Regions from separate parts of the Homo sapiens genome. Here all the other regions are linked to region 1. Evidence: chromatin loops called from intact Hi-C (ENCODE). Cell type or tissue: ascending aorta. All regions are shown on one strand.

The links. Hi-C counts contacts between places; a loop is a spot of excess contacts. Peaks named below come from ENCODE experiments on the same cell type or tissue, not always from the same donor. Only the 100,000 strongest peaks of a DNase experiment are listed, where the experiment ranks them.
Region 2: it touches region 1 in a loop (9-fold over the local background); 6 of 110 quality-filtered maps call a loop at or near these places.
Region 3: a loop joins it to region 1, with 2.5 times the contacts of the local background. A loop is called at or near these places in 11 of 110 quality-filtered maps.
Region 4: it touches region 1 in a loop (7-fold over the local background); 81 of 110 quality-filtered maps call a loop at or near these places.

The regions. Positions count from the first base shown.
Region 1 is chr22:38,066,747-38,071,746 of GRCh38, forward strand. It overlaps PICK1 (protein interacting with PRKCA 1), which reads left to right. Exons shown (of 13, transcript NM_012407.4): 5 at 958-1,024; 6 at 2,287-2,376; 7 at 4,092-4,145; 8 at 4,936-4,998. Among named protein-coding and RNA genes, the nearest start is that of PICK1, 12 kb to the left of the region's middle. In ascending aorta, a CTCF peak has its summit at 2,696 (motif pointing right); DNase peaks (open chromatin) are centred at 435 and 2,875; H3K4me3 peaks cover 995 bases; H3K27ac peaks cover 5,000 bases.
Region 2 is chr22:38,254,671-38,259,670 of GRCh38, forward strand. The region is part of intron 1 of TMEM184B (transmembrane protein 184B); the gene reads right to left. Among named protein-coding and RNA genes, the nearest start is that of TMEM184B, 16 kb to the right of the region's middle. In ascending aorta, no CTCF peak of the experiment used is centred here; DNase peaks (open chromatin) are centred at 2,401, 2,751 and 4,440; H3K4me3 peaks cover 1,701 bases; H3K27ac peaks cover 4,679 bases.
Region 3 is chr22:38,211,857-38,216,856 of GRCh38, forward strand. It overlaps MAFF (MAF bZIP transcription factor F), which reads left to right. Exons shown (of 3, transcript NM_012323.4): 2 at 1,967-2,033; 3 at 2,564-4,651. The coding sequence starts at 1,998. The coding sequence ends at 3,022. It also overlaps a transcript of TMEM184B not described here. Among named protein-coding and RNA genes, the nearest start is that of SNORA92, 10 kb to the right of the region's middle. RefSeq lists enhancers at 292-436, 1,950-2,531, a cis regulatory region at 364 and silencers at 2,527-2,576, 2,747-3,116. In ascending aorta, a CTCF peak has its summit at 2,755 (motif pointing right); a DNase peak (open chromatin) is centred at 3,010; H3K4me3 peaks cover 727 bases; H3K27ac peaks cover 2,741 bases.
Region 4 is chr22:38,350,505-38,355,504 of GRCh38, forward strand. The region is part of intron 4 of TPTEP2-CSNK1E (TPTEP2-CSNK1E readthrough); the gene reads right to left. It also overlaps the pseudogene TPTEP2. Among named protein-coding and RNA genes, the nearest start is that of CSNK1E, 36 kb to the left of the region's middle. RefSeq lists a silencer at 2,698-2,937. In ascending aorta, a CTCF peak has its summit at 2,830 (motif pointing left); a DNase peak (open chromatin) is centred at 2,857; H3K27ac peaks cover 501 bases.

The DNA of each region.
Region 1 (5,000 bases):
AAAATCCTGTTTTATATTTGGATGAATGTGGTCCCAAGTTCAAGGGCTTTTGGTTTGCAAGGATGAGAGTGAACACAGCGCCCTCCCGTGCTCAGGCAAGTCCTCTTGGGAGAAGCCTTTGTCTCCTGAGCAGTCGTTAGAAAGTGGTTTGTGTAATTCCCTGATTCGCATCAGCCTTGCGGGGCTGGGGCTGCCCCTGCCCCTCCCCTTGGTGCCCCAGCACCAGGCACAGAGCAAGTGCTCAGATGTGCTGTTCGATGAGTAGAGGGATTCCTGGGGATGGGGTGTTTTGGGGTGGAGGAGGGAATAATCAGTGTAGGGAAATGACACGGCAAAGGCTTGGAGTGTGGTTTGCGTGGGGAGGGAAGAAGGAGAGCCTGACCTGGCCGAAGCACAAGACATCAGAGACCGCCAGGCTGTGGGCCCGGTGCCGGCCCTGTCCCCACTGATTCCCCAGGGCTTGGATGTAGAGTAGGAAGGGAGGGGCCTGGGATCAGACAGGGTCACAAGGTGGGGCCATGTCACAGCGCTCAGCCTGGCCCTTACTGGGGCTTAGGATTCTTTTTTTTTTTTTTTTTTTTGAGACAGAATCTCATTCTGTCATCCAGGCTGGAGTGCAATGGTGTGATCTCAGCTCACTGCAACCTCCGCCTCCCAGGTTCAAGTGATTCTTTGCCTCAGCCTCCTGAGCAGCTGGGATTACAGGCACGCGCCACTACGCCCAGCTAATTTTTGTATTTTTAATAGAGATGGGGTTTTGCCATGTTGCCCAAGCTGGTCTCAAACTCCTGACCTCAAGTGATCTGCCTGCCTCAGCCTCCCAAATTGTTGGGATTACAGGTGTGAGCCACCGCACCCGGCCTTGGGCTCAGGAGTCTCAGTCCAGAACAGTCTTGGCTGGGAAGGGGCTCAGGGTGTGGAGCCTCGCTCACTAGTCTGTGTGTGCTGCTCTTCCAGGGGGAGGTGACCATCCACTACAACAAGCTGCAGGCGGACCCCAAGCAGGGCATGTCCCTGGACATTGGTAAGCTGGTCAGAGCAGTTACGGGTGTCCAGCAGCCTCCCTGGATGGGCCCTGGCCCAAAGGAGAAGTGCCACAGCCAGCCCTGCCCTCCCCTTTATGACAGGAGAATCCAGAGTTACATGGCTGTGGGCTCTGACCTCTGACCAAGCAAATCTGAAAGGCCTGGGAGGCCTCCCGGTGCTCTCCCTGCATCTGTTCTTGTACTCTGTCCCTGGTTTCTCACTCCCCCGCGTTTCACCCCTACCTCCCTGCTTCTGCCATCTCCTCTGGGGACTTGCTACCCTAGGGTTGTCCTTTGCAGGCCAGCGCCTCGGCTTCCATGGCCCAGGGCCTCACTCTTCATAAAGGGAGAGCAGCCTAACCCTGGCCTGGCGCCTCATGCCCTCTAGCACAGCGCACTCCTCCCTGGCCTCTCCTGCCATCAGCTCCCAGGGGGACTCTGGATCTGAACTGGACCTCAGGCATTGGGCAGAGGGTCTGCGCCCTGGGACAAGTTCCCTCCTGTTAGAGGGGCTGAGCCTCGGTTCTGTAGAAACTTTAAGACTCAAGAGCTGGACAGCAGCTTCGAGTCCTCTGGACCGGCCGCTTCACATTATGGATCAAAGCCTGAGACCCAGAGAGGGCGCTGCAGCCCCTGGTGAGCGCACACCTAGGTCTCAGCTCTGGAGCCCAGCAATCCCCTTCATACACCCTAGGGCCAGAGGCCAAGGGGCTAAGGGCAGGCTGGATCTATCTGGGAGCTCCCTCCGAAACCCTCTGGTTCCAACACAGGACTAAGTCCCCTTCCTAGGACTAAGCTGGTCAGATGCAGTAACTGAGTCTGGGGTCCGAGCTTCATGGTCATTGATGGTGCCCATTACTTTCACATAACCAGCCCAGGGGCCCCTCTTCTCCCCCTCCCCTTTATGTGACACCCTAGGTCCTGATGTGACACAGAGGAGGGGAAGAGGCCTCCTTGGCTTCCATTAGCCTGTGCTGAGCCCGGGCAGCACTGGGCTCTCAGCAACCAGCAGCTGATGTTGCGTAGCAGGCCCTGGGCGAAGCGCTTCATGTTTAACTGCCCAGGCTGCCAGCACCTCTGTGAAGCAGAGGGAATAGGGCAGGGGCCTAGGACCTCCCCACTGGACATTCCCCACTTCACAGCCACCCCCAGCAGCCCTTCTGCCCCCTGTGGGGTGCTCCCTGTGCATGGAGGTAAGGCTGGGGGCAGGGATGGCCTCTGGGCAGCCACAGACTCACCAGGTCCTTTGTCCCCCGCTCAGTGTTGAAGAAAGTCAAGCACCGGCTGGTGGAGAACATGAGTTCAGGGACCGCAGATGCTCTGGGCCTGAGCCGGGCCATCCTGTGCAATGGTGAGTCCCTTCCCACCCAGCTGGGGCCCCGGGGACTCAAGCCCAGGCTGAGAAGAGTGGGGGGCACCATGGCTGCCCACCAAGCTGCTGTGGGTCCCGCGGGTCTGACCCTGGCCTCTGCCCGTGGAACTGAGAAGTCACCATCTCTGTACCCCCAGAGGCCTCTCCAGCTCCCGGAGGGTCCACAGCTGTCAGCTGGGCTGTCTTAGCCAGTGCCCCTCAGGTCACAGATGGGAAAATAGACTTAGTGTGGGGAGGTGCCTCTGCCCCTGCCCTCAGCCCCTTACCCCTCACCCCAGCACTCTCGCGGCCCACCTCCTGCCTCCTTTGTCCAGGAGGTGGTGCTGCTGCCCTTGCCTCTGCAGGTCCTCCCTTCGTGGTGGCTGCGCAGGCGAGGGGGGAGGCGTGTACATGCACATTTACACACGCATGCACACATGCGCACACACTTTCCCTCCCTGGGGTGGCCAGCGAAACACTCAGTCCCCCTCCTACCGTCGCCAGTCCGAGTTTAAAAATAGCAGCAGCTCTGCAGTGTGCCTGTGGGGTAGATATAAATACTTCTAGAAATTGTAGGCTCAGCTGGGCACACTGGGCTTTATTGGCTAAGGAAGTGGGGGTGGGGACTGAGCTTGTTCCAAATGGTGTACAAAAGTGGCGGCTGCTATTTTCAGCCTCCTGGTGCCGTGCCTATAAATCCCTGTTACTGTAGTTACCAGCCGTTGAGATGAAATTAGAACTGGTTGTTGTGTTTTTCCCCCCAAACCTTGCAATTTCCCTGGCCTTAAATAGGGTTTCTAAAATTGAAGCTGTCATGATGTCCCATGACCCAGCTAAAAACAACAACACGATGCTTACATGGCTCCTTTCCTGCCGCTGGCCAGGTGCTAAGGCTCTGGGGAACCCAGGCCTGGAGGCCACCGGGTGGCCAAAGCCTCCCCAAGACCTCTGAATTGCTCCCTTCCTTCCCCGACAGCCTGTCGCACTGCCACCTCCCTGCCCAGAGAGGCCTGAACACAGCCTCCGCTCCTCCCCTCTTCTGCTAAAAAACCCTGACCCAGGTCAACACAGGAGGCTGGGGAGCAGAGAGCACCTGACTGCCCCACCTCTCCCCTGCAGCCCTCACCATCACACTGCTGTCCATCGCCCGGCCACTGGGCTGGCTTCTCTGCTGGGCTTTCAGCCTTGAGAGCAAGACTTGGCTCAAAGTGAGCCTGACATGGTGGCTGGCACACAGTGGGTGCTCAAGAAACACTAAGCCAATGACTGATCACCAAGGCCTCTTCCCAGTGTGAGCTCTCTCAGCCTTCCTGAATTTCCCCCTCCCTCCCCAAGTTGCGTTTTCCCTTCTGAGCCATCTGTGTGCTTGGGAGGCAGAGACCATGTCCTTCCTGCGCTAGAGGCCTGGCTGCTCCATCTCCATTCCTATGGCCCCTGCCAGCCTTCCTCCCCAGCTGTCAGCAGGCTTTGTGTTAGAAGTGTGGGAGCTTTGCCTGCTAGGCACGGACCCTCCGCTGGCCATGAGGAGGGCCTAGTCATTTACAAAACACCTTTGAACCCAGCTGACCCGAGCTGCCAAATCCCCCTCCCTGGGACCCCTGATCTTTCCCTTCCTGGTTCTCCTCTGGGGTTGCCTCTCCCCTCCCCAGCATGGCCCTGGGCCTCCTGTGGCTTGCTGAGCCCACTGACCTCCCCTCTTCTTTGAATCCCGACAGATGGGCTTGTCAAGAGGCTAGAGGAGCTGGAGCGGACCGCTGAGCTATACAAAGGTGGGTGGGGGGTGGCCTCGTCCTGGCACTAGCTCTACCCCAGGGAGCATGCTCTCAGCAGAGTGGCAACAGGGGTGCTGGCACTAGGAATGCCAGCCTACAAAATACTAGGACCATGGGCATTAAGAGTTCTTAAGAATATATACTTCTTCTGAATTTAAAAATAACTCAGGGGCCTGGTGCAGTGGCTCACGCCTGTAATCCCAGCACTTTGGGAGGCTGAGGTGGGCGGATCACTTAAGGTCAGGAGTTTGAGACCAGCCCGGCCAACATGGTGAAACGCCATCTCTACTGAAAATACAAAAATTAGCCAGGCATGATGGTGTGTGCCTATAATCAGTACTCGAGAGGCTGAGGCATGAGAATCGCTTGAACCAGGGAGGCAGAGGTTGCAGTGAGCCAAGATCACACCACCGCACTCTAGTCTGGGCAATAGAGCAAGACCCTATCTCAAAAAAAACAAAACCTGATACTCATAAAAATTCAGAGAATAGCACTTGTAAACATAGCGAGAGTCCCCCGGAATCCCACACTGTCCCAGGGCTAAAGCCCACAGCAGGCTGTGTACCCCTGCATCTTACAAAATGCTGGCGCCCCTGTCTGATGGGGCTCCTCACGGGTTGGGTCGGACTGAGCTTTTACCCCTGGGCTGTGGTTGGGCGGTGGGGAAAGGCCATGTATCAGGGCCTAGCAGAGGCCTTGGGTGGCATGGGCAATTGGAGGCCTTGCCCTGGGCCAGTGTGGTCCCCGCCATGCGTCCCCATTCCGCATCACTCGGTCTCTCCCACAGGGATGACGGAACACACCAAGAACCTCCTACGGGCCTTTTATGAGCTGTCGCAGACTCACCGGGGT
Region 2 (5,000 bases), 190 kb after region 1:
ACTGAAAACACCTTCACATCCCATACCTGGGTACCAAAAAATATATATCATATACCTATAAAATAAAAAATACTGACAATATCAAATGCTGGCAAGGATGCAGAGAAACCTGATCTCCCACACATTGCTGGTGGGAAGATAAAATGGTGCAGCCACCATGGAAAACAACTTTGGCACTTTCTTTTTTTTTTTTTTTTTTGAGACAGAGCCTTGGTCTGTCGCCCAGGCTGGAGTGCACTGGCACCATCTTGGCTCACTGCAACCTCTACCTCCCGGGTTCAAGCAATTCTCTGCCTCTGTCTCCTGAGTAGCTGGGATTACAGGTGCCCGCCACCATGGCCAGCTAATTTTTTTTATTTATTTATTTTTTTGAGACGGAGTCTCACTCTGTCGCCCCAGGCTGGAGGGGCAGTAGCACGATCCTGGCTCACTGCAACCTCCACCTCCCTGGTTCAAGCTATTCTCCTGCCTCAGCCTCCTGAGTAGGTGGGATTATAGGCGCGTGTCACCATGCCCAGCTAATTTTTGTATTTTTAGTAGAGACGGGGTTTCATCATGTTGGTCAGGCTGATCTTGAACTCCTGACCTTGTGATCCGCCCGCCTCAGCCTCCCAGAGTGCTGGGATTACAGGCGTGAGCCACCGCACCCGGCCTCATGGCCGGCTAATTTTTTTTGTATTTTTAGTAGTGACGGGGTTTCACCATATTGGCCAGGCTGGTCTTGAACTCCTGACCTTGTGATCCACCCACCTCAGCCTCCCAGAGTGCTGGGATTACAGGCGTGAGCCACCATGCCTGGCCCCGGCAGTTTCTTATAAAACTAACATGCATTTACTACACAACCCAGTAATCACTGTGGACATTTATTCTACAGGAATGAAAACGTATATTCACACAAAAGCCTGTACACAAATGTTCACGGCAGCCGTATCTGTAATCATCAAAATCTGGGAAGAACCCATGTACTTCAACAGGCAAAAAGTTAAACTCTGGTATATCCAGACCATGGAATAGTACCCAGCAAGAAAAAAGAACAAATTACTGATACACACAAGTGATCTGGATGGATCTCAGGGGTGTTACATTTTGTGAAACCAGCCAATCTCAAAAGGTCACATACTGCATGATCCATTTATGTAACATGCTCAAAATGACAAAGCTATAAAGATGGAGCATGGTGTAGTAGTTGGCAGAGGACAGTGACGATGATGGGTGGGGGTGTGTAATTTTAAAGGGTACCAGGGGAGTTCCTTCCAGGTGATGAAACAGTTTGTATCTTGATAGTGGTAGTGGTTACATGAATCTACATGTGATAAAATTGAAGAGAACTACACATACACCCTACATGAAAATGCAGAAAACTGAATAAGGTCTGTACTTCAGTTAATAGTACTGTTGGGCTGGGCATGGTGGCTCACGCCTGTAATCCCAGCACTTTGGGAGTCCAAGGCGGGTGGATCATCTGAGGTCGGGAGTTTGAGAACAGCTTGACCAACATGAAGAAACCCCGTCTCTACTAAAAATACAAAAATTAGCCCAGGGGACCTTTTTTTTTTTTTGGATTTGGAGTCTCACTCTGTCACCCAGGCCGGAGTGCAGTGGTGTGATCTTCAACTCACTGTAACCTCTGCCTCCCGGGTTCAAGCAATTCTCCTGCCTCAGCCTCCCAAGTAGCTGGGATTACAGGCACCCACCACCATGCCTGCCTAATTTTTGTATTTTTAGTAGAGACAGGTTTTCACCTTATTGGCCAGGCTGGTCTCTTGGACAGGGTGGTATCAAACTCCTGACCTCGTGATCCTCCCACCTCGGCCTCCCAAAGTGCTGGGATTACAGGCGTGAGCCACCATGCCCGGCCAACAATCCTTATTGATTGCTTTTCCACAAGATAACCAATAAATCTCTGATACAAACTGAGTCCCTCCCCATCTTACTACACATTTCATAGAAAAATCTGTTGTTCTGCTGTCTAAAGCTTTTTATTATGGAACATTTCAAACATACAAAACTGGAACAAATAGTGTAATGAATTTTTCCACCTCTCCATCACTGAGCTTTAACGGTTAGCAACACTGCGCAATCTTGTTGCATCTTTCCCTGTCCCCCAGATGTAATGTTAAATACTTCGGTGTGCATCTGTACTTGATAAAGACTTTTTAAACTTTCTATTTTGAAATAATCGTAGGTTCACAGGAAATTGCAAAAATAGAATCTAGGGTCCTGTATGCCCTTCACCCAGCTTCCTCAACGGGTGACGTCTAGTCTAGCTGTAGTACAGTATCAAAGCCTGGAAGTGGACATTAATAGTTTTTTTTTTTTTTTTTTTTTGAGATAGAGTTTCGCTCTTGTTGCCCAGGCTGGAGTGCAATGGCGCGATCTCGACTCACGGCAACCTCCACCTCCAGAATTCAAGTGATTCTCCTGCCTCAGCCTCCCAAGTAGCTGGTATTACTGGCATGCACCAAAACAATATGTCTGTCACTGACTTTAAAAAGAAAAAAAAAATCCTCTCATAGCTGAACTCCTAAAAAGCTACGTAACAGAATTTTCTAGTCCATTAAAAATTTTCCAAAGCATTTTAGTGGGTTTTGGACTCGCTTGTTAAGAATTTTAAAATAAAATACCTTCCATTTCGTTTACAAAAACGTGATTGGCATCAGGGAGGATGGAAATGTACCGGCCAAATTTCAACAAATCCTTTGCATACTCAGTGGACGGGATGGAAAAATGAGTAACCCGATTTAGAAAGAAAGCCAAGGATGCGTCTGCTCCGTGTGCAGCTTCCTGTCCCAGACAGGATCTTTTGCAGGGAAAGCAGCCATTAAAACCCAGTCTCTAAACAAGCCGAACGTGAAGCCAGCCAGACCTTCCAAACTCTCTCTCACTGATCACGAAAGCGCACGTTCCAAAAAATGACCCCGTGTATGAACCCAGGAGGTTTCTGTACCGTCAACAAAGTAAAAATTTTCTTTATTACATCTTTAGCTTGGCCTTTGGTTTCTGTTTTTGGTGTAGGTTTTATTACGTACACACTGAAACAGTAAAGTAATATACGTGTATACTTATTGTAACATACACTTATAATTACACCAATATCCACATATTGGGGGTGCATGTTCAAGAGGTTTTGTTCTGGTTTCTTTTTTACTGATAGGGCTGTGTGATCCAAGGAAGTTTGGAGAGCAGTGCTATAGTGATAGGCAAAGGCCCAAGGCTTCCTAATGGCTGCTGCTATTCCCCTCTCCTCTGCAATCTCTCTGCCTCTCTGTCCTTCCCCAGACAAGGCCCCCTGGCTCAGTTCCAGGCTGCAGATCAGACAGAAAACAAATTCAAGGACCCCCACCTCCCCCACATACAGCCTACCTGCCAGTGAGTGCAGTCTCCACACCTGTCTCTCATTCACACGCCACCCAGCAGGTGGCAAAGAGGCCAGGCCACGCAGTCTGCACTTTGTCCCAGGCTCTGAGACAGGGAACTGAGTTGGAACCTCAGCATTATCACCTAAGCTGGGCCTGAGGCAGGTGACTGGACCTCTCTGACTGTGTTTCTTAGGGAGAAAAGTCCAGGTGCACTGTCCTGTAGCTAAGGCTTTTGGACTAAATGGGTTTAAGAATTTAGAATTTTTCCAAATTTTTTTTTTTTTTTTTTTAGACTAAGTCTCACTCTGTCACCCAGACTGGAGTACAGAGGAACAATCTCGGCTCACTGCAACCTCCGCCTCCCAGGTTCAAGCGATTCTCCTGCCTCAGCCTTCCTAGTAGCTGGGATTACAGGCATAAGCCACATGCCCGGCTAATTTTTGTATTTTTAGTAGAGACAGAGTTTCACCATATTGGCCAGGCTGGTCTCGAACTCCTGACCTCAAGTGATCCACCAACCTCAGCCTCCCAAAGCTCTGGGATTATAGGCATGAGCCACCGTGCCCAGCCGAATTTTTCAGATTTTAGAAAGGATTATGCTGCTAGACACAGTGACACTCCTGGAAGGGTGGGTGCAACACCCCAAAAGCAAACATATAGTACTTTCATAGGAAAACATACTGTTAGTCACCCTAAGGAAGATAGTTTTAAAGGCCATAATTAGTATCACATCAATTCAGGTCAGATTTTTGCAGCAGAAATTAGTCTGCTGCAGACTTAGAAGAACCTTTGGGATTTCTGAGCGTTCTGAATTCTAGAACAGCAGAGAAGGGGATGTGGGCCTGGACCGTCTTCCAGAACTGTAGGGAGGCTGATGAGGAAGCAGACATCCAGTGTCGTTTATTTCTATGTTTATTTTCAACTGTAATGGTATCCCTCCTCCCAACCTGAAATCCACTGAGAATGTGGCAGGAGCTGGCCGTGGGACCCAAAGTCTCACTTCTCCCAAGACTGCCCCACCTCCCTCCTCTTCCAGGAAAGACGTCTTCCGGCTGGCCCCCCATCAGAGACATCCTTTCTCAGATAAGCTACGCAGCTATGTCGTCACTGAACTTGGCCACCTGCCTTGGAGTTTATTTCGGGAGCATCCCACCATCTCACCCAGATTCTATCGTCAGAGTCATTTTAACTCATGTTTGAGGGACACCTTACTGCTGCTATCCCCTCTGCCCATGGATTTTATTATGTGCTGTGTGGTAGGCTGAAGAATAATCCCCCAAAGATGTTGACATCCTAACCCCCAGAGCCTGTGAACATGCTACCTTACATGGCAAAAGGGACTTTGCAGAAGTGACTGAATTAAGGGTCCTGAAATGAGAGATTATCCTGGATAACCTGGGTGGGCCCATGTCATCACAAGGGTCCTCGTAGGAGGAAGGCAGGAGGTAGAGAGCGAGAAGAGGGCAGCGTGACAAAGGAAGCAGAGAGAGGAAAGTGGAAGCTGCTACGCTGCTGCCCTTGCAGATGGCGAAAGGCGCCACAAGCCACAGATGGAGGTGGTCTCTAGGAGCTGGAAGAGGCAGGGAAATAATTCTCCCCCAGAGCCTCCAGAAGGAGTATGGCCCTGCCAACACCTCGATT
Region 3 (5,000 bases), 150 kb after region 1:
GCTCAAGGAACCAGGACTTGGATCTGGCTTTTGCCCTCTGCTGTCCACAAAACTGGGTGATGCTCTTTCCGATACGGTACGTGTTTATAGGATGCTACAGCTCAGATCACAAAGCATCTTCCTTTGTTTTCTTTTTATTTATTTATTTTTTTTGAGATGGAGTCTCACTCTGTCACCCAGGCTCCCAGGCTGGAGTGCAGTGGCGCAATCTCGGCTCACTGTAACCTCCACCTCCCAGGTTTAAGCAATTCTCCTGCCTCAGCCTCTCAAATAGCTGGGACTACAGGCATGCACCACCACGCCTGGGCTAATTTTTGTGTTTTTGGTAGAGACAGGGTTTTGCCATGTTGGCCAGGCTGGTCTTGAACTCCTGAACTGAGGTGATCTGCCCGTCTCAGCCTCCTAAAGTGCTGGGATTACAGGCGTGAGCCACCGCGCCCAGCCTATCTTCCTTTATTTTCCTTGGCTTCTTATCACTGCCCCCTCCCCTTGGAGACAGATGAGAAAACTCAGGTTCTCATGGCGGAGAACCTGAGAGGATTGGCAAAGTAGATCCTATCAGCTAGAGACAGAGAGGACTGCTGCTTTAAAGGGGACTTTGGGAGATGGTCCCCTTCTCCAGCCCAGAGCAATGACCACTGACCCTCCACGAGTTTTATTCACCTTTTTCTCCCCATTACCAAGTACATGTTTGGCAAAGAGCTCAATAAATAGTTGTTGAAGGAGCATGTGGCTGTCAGGCCTGTGGGAGGGAGGATTAGGAGATGAGAGGCCCTCATTGGTCTAGGGATGGCTGCCCCATCTGCCTAGGGCATGCTGAGTTAGTATGGGGCAGCCCCCAGGAGGTTGGGAAAACTTTCCCAAAACAGAGGTCTAGATGAAGGAGGCCTGGGGAGAGAGGGGACTGGCTGATGTTGTATCTTACGGGGTGCTGGATGGGCTTTGTGTAAAGGCATTTACTGGTGCACATATGCTGTGTGTACTTTTCTGTATGTAGGTTATACTTTAAGAAAAGTTCTGAAAAATTGGCTGGGCACAGTGGCTCACACCTGTCCAGCACTTTGGGAGGCTGAGGCGGGTGGATCACCTGAGGTCAGTAGTTCAAAACCAGCCTGGCCAACATGGCGAAACCCTGTCTCTAAAAATAAAAATAAACTAAAAATACAAAAAATTAGCTGGGCGTGGTGACAGGCACCTGTAATCCCAGCTACTTGGGAGGCTGAGGCAGGAGAATCCCTTGAACACGGGAGGCGGAGGTTGCAGTGAGCCAAGATCGCGCCCCTGCACTCCAGCCTGGGTGACAGAGTGAGACTCTGTCTCAAAAAAAAAAAAAAAAAAAAAAAAAGAAAGAAAGAAAAAGAGAAAGAAAAGTTCTGAAAAATCAAATCAAAGGCACATGTCCAAGCCCCATGTGGAAGAATGGTCAGGAGAGGCACATCTATTCATTTGGTGCACACTTACTGAGCCATCTACTATATACCAGGCACTGATTTAGGCATATTGATGCCGTGGTGAGACAGGGAAGGCCTCTGCCTTCATTGGCTTCCGTTTTGGTGGAGGAGGAGTGGGAAGGAGAAACAAATCATAGATGAGGAACCAAGCATGAGAAATGCAGAAGAGGTGACTGTTACAAGGGTTAATAGGCGGGGTTATGTGATGTGACACAGAGGCGTTTAGCCAGAATGGTCAAAGAGGACCTCCTGAGGAGGTGACATTGGGCAAAGACCTAAATGATGAGGAGTCACCATGGGGCTAGAACAGTAAAGAGCACAGCCTGTGCACAGCTCCCGCGGCTGGAAGGAGCCATTCAAGGAGGCCTGTGGACCAATGTGGAGAGAGGAAGGTGGCAGGTATGAATCAGTTCTAAGATAGCAGAGGCCTTGAATGGCAAGGTAGTGAGTTTGGATTTTATTCTAAATGGGAAACCAAAAACAAAACAGTGACTTTGACCTCCTTTCTACCCTAGGTCTGCAGCCCAGAGGGCACCTTCTGCAAACATGTCTGTGGATCCCCTATCCAGCAAAGCTCTAAAGGTGAGGAGGCAGCCTCTGTCAACCCAGTGAAGCCCTCCCTCCCTGCCCATGCAGAGCCTCCTCATCCCAACTTCCCCTTCTTTCCTGGAATCCCCTGGGTGGCTCAGCAGGCACCAGGCCTTCATGATGCCAAAGGGAAGGGCCACAGCCATGGGCTGGGACCAGGAGGCCTGGGCTCTGGTCACAGGCTGCATGTCCCTGGGGTAGGTCACTTCCCTCTCCAGGCCTCCTTCCCCATCGGGTCAATGTCCCCTGGGGCATTCAAAGGTGCTTTCCGACCTGGGTTTCTCTGGCTGAGTCCAGGGCTTGGCGCTAGGTTAGAATTCAGGCTGAGCCCCGGGGTGGCCTCCTTTTGTGTCCCGATCCTAGTCTGGCCCGGTTTCCCCTTCCCGGATTCCTGCTCCCCTTCGGGGTTTTGGATCAAGTCCACCCACCACCTCGGCGGCTAAGGCGGTGAAAGAGGAACACCGCGGGTGGAGCGGGGGGGCCCGTCCCCAGTCCCCTGGACCTCAGTTTCCTCATGCCCGCAGATCAAGCGAGAGCTGAGCGAGAACACGCCGCACCTGTCGGACGAGGCGCTGATGGGGCTGTCGGTGCGCGAGCTGAACCGGCATCTGCGCGGGCTCTCCGCCGAGGAGGTGACACGGCTCAAGCAGCGGCGCCGCACACTCAAAAACCGTGGCTACGCCGCCAGCTGCCGCGTGAAGCGCGTGTGCCAGAAGGAGGAGCTGCAGAAGCAGAAGTCGGAGCTGGAGCGCGAGGTGGACAAGCTGGCGCGCGAGAACGCCGCCATGCGCCTGGAGCTCGACGCGCTGCGCGGCAAGTGCGAGGCGCTGCAGGGCTTCGCGCGCTCCGTGGCCGCCGCCCGCGGGCCCGCCACGCTCGTGGCGCCGGCCAGCGTCATCACCATCGTCAAGTCCACCCCGGGCTCGGGGTCTGGCCCCGCCCACGGCCCGGACCCCGCCCACGGCCCGGCCTCCTGCTCCTAGTGCCCGCCCCCGCCATGCCTCAGCCACGCCCCTCCGGCCTCAGCTCCCTCCCCAAAGTGCCTGAGCGCCGCCTCTGTGCCCAGGTCCCATTTCTCTGCAGCACTGGCCCCTTGGTGCACACACATTCCCTTCGTGGGCCCTGTCTTCCTCTTGCAGCCCCCCAAACTGGGACCGAATGACCCTGGGAAGGGGAACTTGGGTAGGTTGGGGATGGGGCAGAGGTCTGGATCTGGGATCGCCCTTGGCTGAAAGTTTAGCCTTTTTAGATTGAGAGATACAGAGCCGGCTTAGAGAACAGCTGTTGGGGGAGAAGAGGGCACCCCTCATCTTGGAAACTGCTCTTATTGTGCCAATATGCCCTCCAAACCCTCCCAGGATTCAAAGCTAGGTTTGGCTGTCTGTGACTTACGGGACCGTCCTGCTGAGAAATTGCACTGAAGAGATGCCCCCACCTCTGGTTGGGCCTGGGGGTGCCTGGCCTTCCGAAACTAAAAGAGTGGGTGGGAAGACTAGTGAAACCCAGTTCACGGATGGGGAAACAGGCCTGAGGTCACATTTCACTTAGTGGTTGTGTTGGGACCAAAACCTGGGTGTCCTCACTGCTGCCCTGAGTCCAGCCATGGTTTTCAGGGGGACAGTGGACAGGGACTCAGAAATGTGGTGGGAGGGCCTCCCTGGCTTGGGAGACCGCTCTCTGCAAGGGAGGGGGAGAGAAGCAGAGGGAGAGAGAAGGTGACACGGATGGAAGAGTGGGAAGGAGCTGGCCTGGCTCAGCCCTAGGCTGTCCCTGCAGCCAGGGTGTCCGGGGGCTGGCCAGTCAGAGAAAGGGGGCCATGGACTGCTGTGGCAAATAGGGAGACAAGGAGACAGACCCTGCAGTCCTACTACAGTCTGGAGTGGGGTCCTAAGAAGAAGGGTCCCACCTCAACCCCTGTCAGTGTCCACTGTGGGGTGGGGGCTGACCCCTGCCTTTGATTGTCATTCTCCTGGGAAGCCCAGTCTCAGTCCCTCCCCCAACACTGTCCACACTGCCCCTCCCCACTGTTTATTTATTGCACGGATCTAAGTTATTCTCCCCAGCCAGAGCCCGAGCTCCTGCTCCCTGGGAAAAGTGGCGTATGGCCCTGAGCTGGGCTTTATATTTTATATCTGCAAATAAATCACATTTTATCTTATATTTAGGGAAAGCCGGAGAGCAACAACAAAAAATGTTTAAGCCGGGCGCGGTGGCTCACATCTGTAATCCCAGCACTTTGGGAGTCCAAGGAGGGGGATCGCTTGAGTCCAGGAGTTTGAGACCAGCCTGGACAACATGGTGAAACCCCATCTCTACAAAAAATACAAAAATTAGCCATGCATGGTGGCTCATGCCTGTAGTCCCAGCTACTTGGGAGGCTGAGGCAGGAGGATCACTTAAGCCCAGAAGGCAGAGGTTGTAGTGAGCTGAGATCGCACCACTGCACTCCAGCCTGGGCAACATAGCAAAATCCTGTCTCAAAAAAAAAGTTAAAAAATATTGCCCGGCTCCTAGAATTTATTTATTTCCTGACTTACAGCAAGCGAGTTATCGTCTTCTGTATTTTGTAGACTTTCTAAATAAAGTCAAATTCTTTCTTTTTCCACAGAGAATAAATGTGTATCCTGGACTATGTTTTTTGGCGAGGGGTGTCTAAAATGGGGTTCTGCTTTCAACCCCTTAGGGCTTCTGGTGGCGGGGAGGGCTAGTGCACATCACCAGCTATTGCACAGGGTATGAGGTGGAGGGGAGATGGCGACAGAGACCAGTGATGCTGAAACTTCGATGCTTCCTCTTGGTTGCTTAGAGCACAGGAGCTCCTGGGAAGACAAAGCCATGGGCACAATGAAATTTAGGACTGGATTCTGGCGGAGCATGGTGGCTCACACCTGTAATCCCAGCACTTTGGGAGGCTGAAGCAAGAGGATCATCTGAGACTAGGAGTCCAAGAGCAACCCGGGC
Region 4 (5,000 bases), 280 kb after region 1:
GCCTTGGCCTCCTAAACTGCTGGAATTACAGGCGTAAGCCACCGCACCCGGCCAGCACTAAGTATTAATACATCCACACTGCTGTGCTCCTCCCCCTACTGCCCGCCCCATCTCCAGAGCTTACAGGGAACCACACAACCAGTTCCTTTCCTGAAAGCTCAGAGGACAGGCTGCCTCCTCCAAGGAGTGATCCTGACTTCCCAGGCAGAGAATTTCTGCAATAAGCATTAGGCCTCCCCTGTCCCCAGATCCCTGCCCAGAACCCAAACACGGGTGGAGCCTCCACAGGGCTTCCCACCCAGCCTCCTGCTTCCACAGAACAGGATTCACTCTGGCCAGAGGAGGAAATTCTTTGAACTTCTTTGAAGTCCATGATGGTGATGATGATGATGACGGTGACGGTGATGGTGATGAGAATAATGGTGATGGTGATGATGGAGAGGAGGAGGAATCTCTGGCTCTCCTGCTGATGTCTTTCTCTGACCAGTACAGTCTCTGGAAGGCAGGATCATGTGTTTTCCCACCCTCTGCCAAAGATGGGAGCAGCCTGGGCTGGAATGCAAGGTGGCAGGAGCATACCACAGCTCTGTCACTACGATGGCAACAGCCCCATCCCTGTCCCTCACAATGGCCCTGAGTGTGGCCCTGGTTGTCCCTGCCTGTGTCCTTCCTTGTCCCCCCAACCAGGGAGCTCCTGGAAGACTAGCCTGGGGTGCCCCCTTCACTGGCCCCCCAACATGGCCCCAGATCCAGTGGCTGTAGGGCCTTCCCAGTCTTGCCCTCACTTCCCAGCTGAGGAAGCTGTTCACACAGCCTTCCTGAGGCTGGGCCCCAGGCTGTCCCCAACATCAGCACTGGAACATGGGACCTGGGTGGGCTGAAGGGCCCTCGTTTCTTTTTTTGCTGTGAGTGGGAAGGGCTGGGGAAACTGAGGCACAGGTTAGTGTCTTCATTTGCCCAGGTCACCGTAGAAACCTACTCTCCTTGCTGCTCTCTGGACTCTGGGGCCACATAGGGAGGCGGCCTGCAGGGCCCCTGCCCAAGAGCCAGGTCAGACCGGAAGCTCAGTGCCGGGTGTAGGAGCTGAGCAGACCTGGGCTCAAATTCCAGTCTGCTCACTCCTCTGGTGGTCACAGCGCCTTCCTCACCTGTCAGTGGGGTGCATGATAGTGCAGCCTCTCACACTGGCTGGAGCGGCCAGTAAGGCAAACACCCCAGGTCGGGCCCAGGCTCGAGGCGGGGGCTCAGTGAATATCCCCTCTACCTTCTTTTCCTGCCCGGAGGTCTGAAGGGGGCAGCCCAATGGTATAGACGGGCCTGGAGAGAGGGTGGCTCAAGCCCTGGCCCCGCCTCTGGCCCTCTGTGACCTTCAGTATCTTCGTCGGCCTCTCGTGGCCACTGGGCTGTGTATGCAGGACAATATTCATTCTCAGGGTCTGCAAAGGCCACCCCCAGCCTTGTCCCTACCTCCTGAGGCGGGTGGAAGGGGCTGATGAAGGTCAGCCCAGAGATCTTGGAGTGAAAGGGGCAGAAGGCCCAGGGCTGGCTGCGGTGGACCCTCAGGAGGTGATGAAGCGAGGGTTGTCCCCCGAGTCCAGGGCCTCTGGAGCCTCTCCTTCCTGCTGTGTGCACGGGTCCATAAACAGAAGGGACCGCCAGTTCTGGTTCCATTAGACATCCAAAAAACAGGCTGGGCGCGGTGGCTCACACCTGTAATCCCAGCACTTTGGGAGGCTGAGGCAGGCAGATCATGAGGTCAGGAGTTCGAGACCAGCCTGGCCAACATGGCGAAACCCCATCTCTACTCAAAATACAAAAATTAGCCGGGCATGGTGGTGGGCACCTGTAGTCCCAGCCACTCGGGAGGCTGAGGCAGGAGAATCATTTGAACCCGGGAGGCAGAGGTTGCAGTGAGCCAAGATCGTGCCACTGCACTCCAGCCTGGGCAACAGAGAGACTCTGCCTTAAAAAAAAATCCAAAAAACGTGAGCGAAGGGGTTGCTAAGTCCTTAGACTTAGAGGGAGGCCCCCGGAGACCACTTGGGTGAGAGTCCCAGGCTCAGCTCTGCCCTGTCCTCCATTTGAGGGCTTGGGCAAGTCCCCATACCATTTGGGCCTCAGTTTCCCCATCTGGACATGAGGGTTTCCACTGGCCCAGAGTTGGGCTGGGAGTCAGGTGTGACCTCAGGGGACTCGTGGTGCTCTCCTGGCTCTTGGTCTCCACCTGGGCCTGGACTTTTCTGTGGGACCCATCAGGGACACTCAGCAAACACCCCTTTGCATTTGTTTTATTTATTTATTTATTTTTATTATTTTATTTTATTTTGAGACACAGTTTGCTCTTGTTGCCCAGGCTGGAGTGCAATGGCACAATCTCGGCTCACTGCAACCTCCATCTCCCAGGTTCAAACATTCTCCTGCCTCAGCCTCTCGAGTAGCTGGGATTGCAGGCATGTGCCACCACGCCTGGCTAATTTTGTATTTTTAGTAGAAACGGGGTTTCTCCATGTTGGTCAGGCTGGTCTCGAACTCCCGATCTCAGGTGATCCGCCCGCCTCGGCCTCCCAAAGTGCTGGGATTACAGGAATGAGCCACCGCGCCCGGCTGTTTGTTTTTATGTCTTCTTTTTTCTATTTGTTAATAAAGCTCGCTTGGGGTCAGATTGCTAGGACCAAAAAGGCCCTGGCAGACAGCCTAGTCCATTATATAGACAGAGAAACTGAGGCTCTTGGGGCGAGGCAACCCGCCAGTGCCCTCCGGTCCAGCCCAGGCTGGGACCCGGGAATTCGGGCGGCGCTCGCCTGCTGCCCCCGTGTGGCCGCCGCGGGCGCTGCAGGCGGGTCCTGGTCACGCGGGGCGGGGCTGCTTCTCATTGCCAAGCCCAGGGCGGACGTGGGGAGCACCCATAGGGAGAAGGCCTGCCCTGGCCACCTGAGACTGCGACTCCGAGAAGTGCCCTGAACGAGTTCACCTCCGAAGGGAAACCAGGGACGCTTCCAGGAGGCAGTGTCCTTGGAGCAGGTGGTCGGGAGTGCTCCGGGCGCCCCACCTGGAGGAGTCCAGCCCTGGGACCAATTCTGCGCTGGCCTGAGAACAGCGAGGGCCTCGGAACCCGGCGGAGGGGTTCCAGCGGCTTGGTTGCTGTGGACTCCAGCGAATGCCTTAACCTCTCTGAGCCTCCTTTTTCTCAGCAAGAAATTGGTGTACACACACACACGCGCGCGTGCATACACACACCCTTCACAGGCTGTTGTGAAGATTAAGTTGGTATTCAAAGCATCGGGCCCAGCCCCGGGTTCCAGGTGGGTTGTGTTCAGCCTCTCCCCTCTCCATCCCTCCCTTGCAGGAGTTTGGGCTGGAACTGCTCCTCCCAAAGGTGTCTCCAGGCCCTGTCAAGGCCCAGGGACAGAGCTGGTACTAGCCCTGACCACACAGTGGGAGAGCTTCCTGTGTTTTCCCCTTCCCTTTGATGGGGTCAGGAGGTCTCCATCGAGTGCTAGCCGTCTACACCACCTTATCAACCTCGTCAATGGAGAGGCAGAGGTTGGCTGTGGTCCTGTAATCCCAGCACTTCAGGAGGCCGAGGTGACAGATCACTAGAGCCCAGGAATTACAGACCAGCCTGGGCAACATGGTGAAAACCTCTTTACAAAAAATACAAAAATTAGCCCGGCATGATGGTGTGTGCCTGTGGTCCCAGCTACTTGGGAGGCTGAATTGGGAGGACTGCTTGAGCTCGGGGGTTTGAGGTTGCAGTGAGCCAAGATCGCACCACTGCACTCCAGCCTGGGCAAGAGTGAGACCCTGTCCCCCTAAAAAAAACAAATGAAACCAAAACAAAAGTCAGAGAGGCAGGTCCTGGGCCTTGGGCCCAGCACTGACCAGCAGGAGTACCTGGCTAGAATAGAAACTCCTTGTTTGACTTCATTCTATTTCTTTTCACTTTTACCTTCCATATGTGGCAAGTTGATACTGGTTTCCACTTATGTAGGGATAGGAAGTTTCCTTTTAAAATAAAATTGTTCCAGGCACAGTGGCTCGCGCCTGTAATCCCAGCACTTTGGGAGGCCAAGGCGGGCGGATCACTTGAGGTCAGGATTTCGAGACCAGCCTGGTCAACATAGTGAAACCCCATCTGTACTAAAAATACAAAAATGAGCTGGGCGTGGTGGCACACACATGTAATCCTAGCTATTTAGGAGGCTGAGGCATGAGAATCGCTTGAACCTGGGAGGCAGAGGTTGCAGTGAGCTGAGATCGCGCCGTTGCACTCCAACCTGGGTGACAGAGTGAGACTCAGTTTCAAAAATAAAATAATAAAATTGTTCAAGTAAAAAAAAAGCAAGCTGATTTAAAAACATGTTATTCTATAATTTTAATACAATAGTTTAGAGGTGGGCACTGGAGACAACAAAGGTGACAGTGGAGTGACAAGATCTGAAGCCAGCACTAGAAAGCCTCTACATCCCGCTAATCAGCAGGTGAGGCTGGGCCAGGAGCCTCTCATTCTTTTTTTTTTTTTTTTGAGACAGAGTCTCCCTCTGTCTCCCAGGCTGGAGTGCAGTGGCGCCATCTTGGCTCAGTGCAACCTCCGCCTCCTGGGTTCAAGTGATTCTCCTGCCTCAGCCTCCCGAGTAGCTGGGACTACAGGCGCGTGTCACCACACCCAGCTAATTTTTGTATTTTTGTATTTTTAGTAGAGACAGGGTTTCACCATGTTGGCCAGGATGGTCTTGATCTCTTGATCTCGTGATCTGCCCACGTCAGCCTCCGAAAGTGCTGGGATTACAGGCATGAGCCACTGCGCCCGGCCAGGAGCCTCTCATTCTATGGACTGAAGTCACATATTCAATCCAGCGGGGATATTCTGAGCCCCGCCATGTGCTGGTGCCTGTACCTGCTATATCTCCTCTTTGGTGGGGAGACAAGCCCCCAGCCCAGGCAGGGTCCCCACCAGGCTGGACATAGACCCATTCTGGGTGAATGTGAGGGGAAGAAAT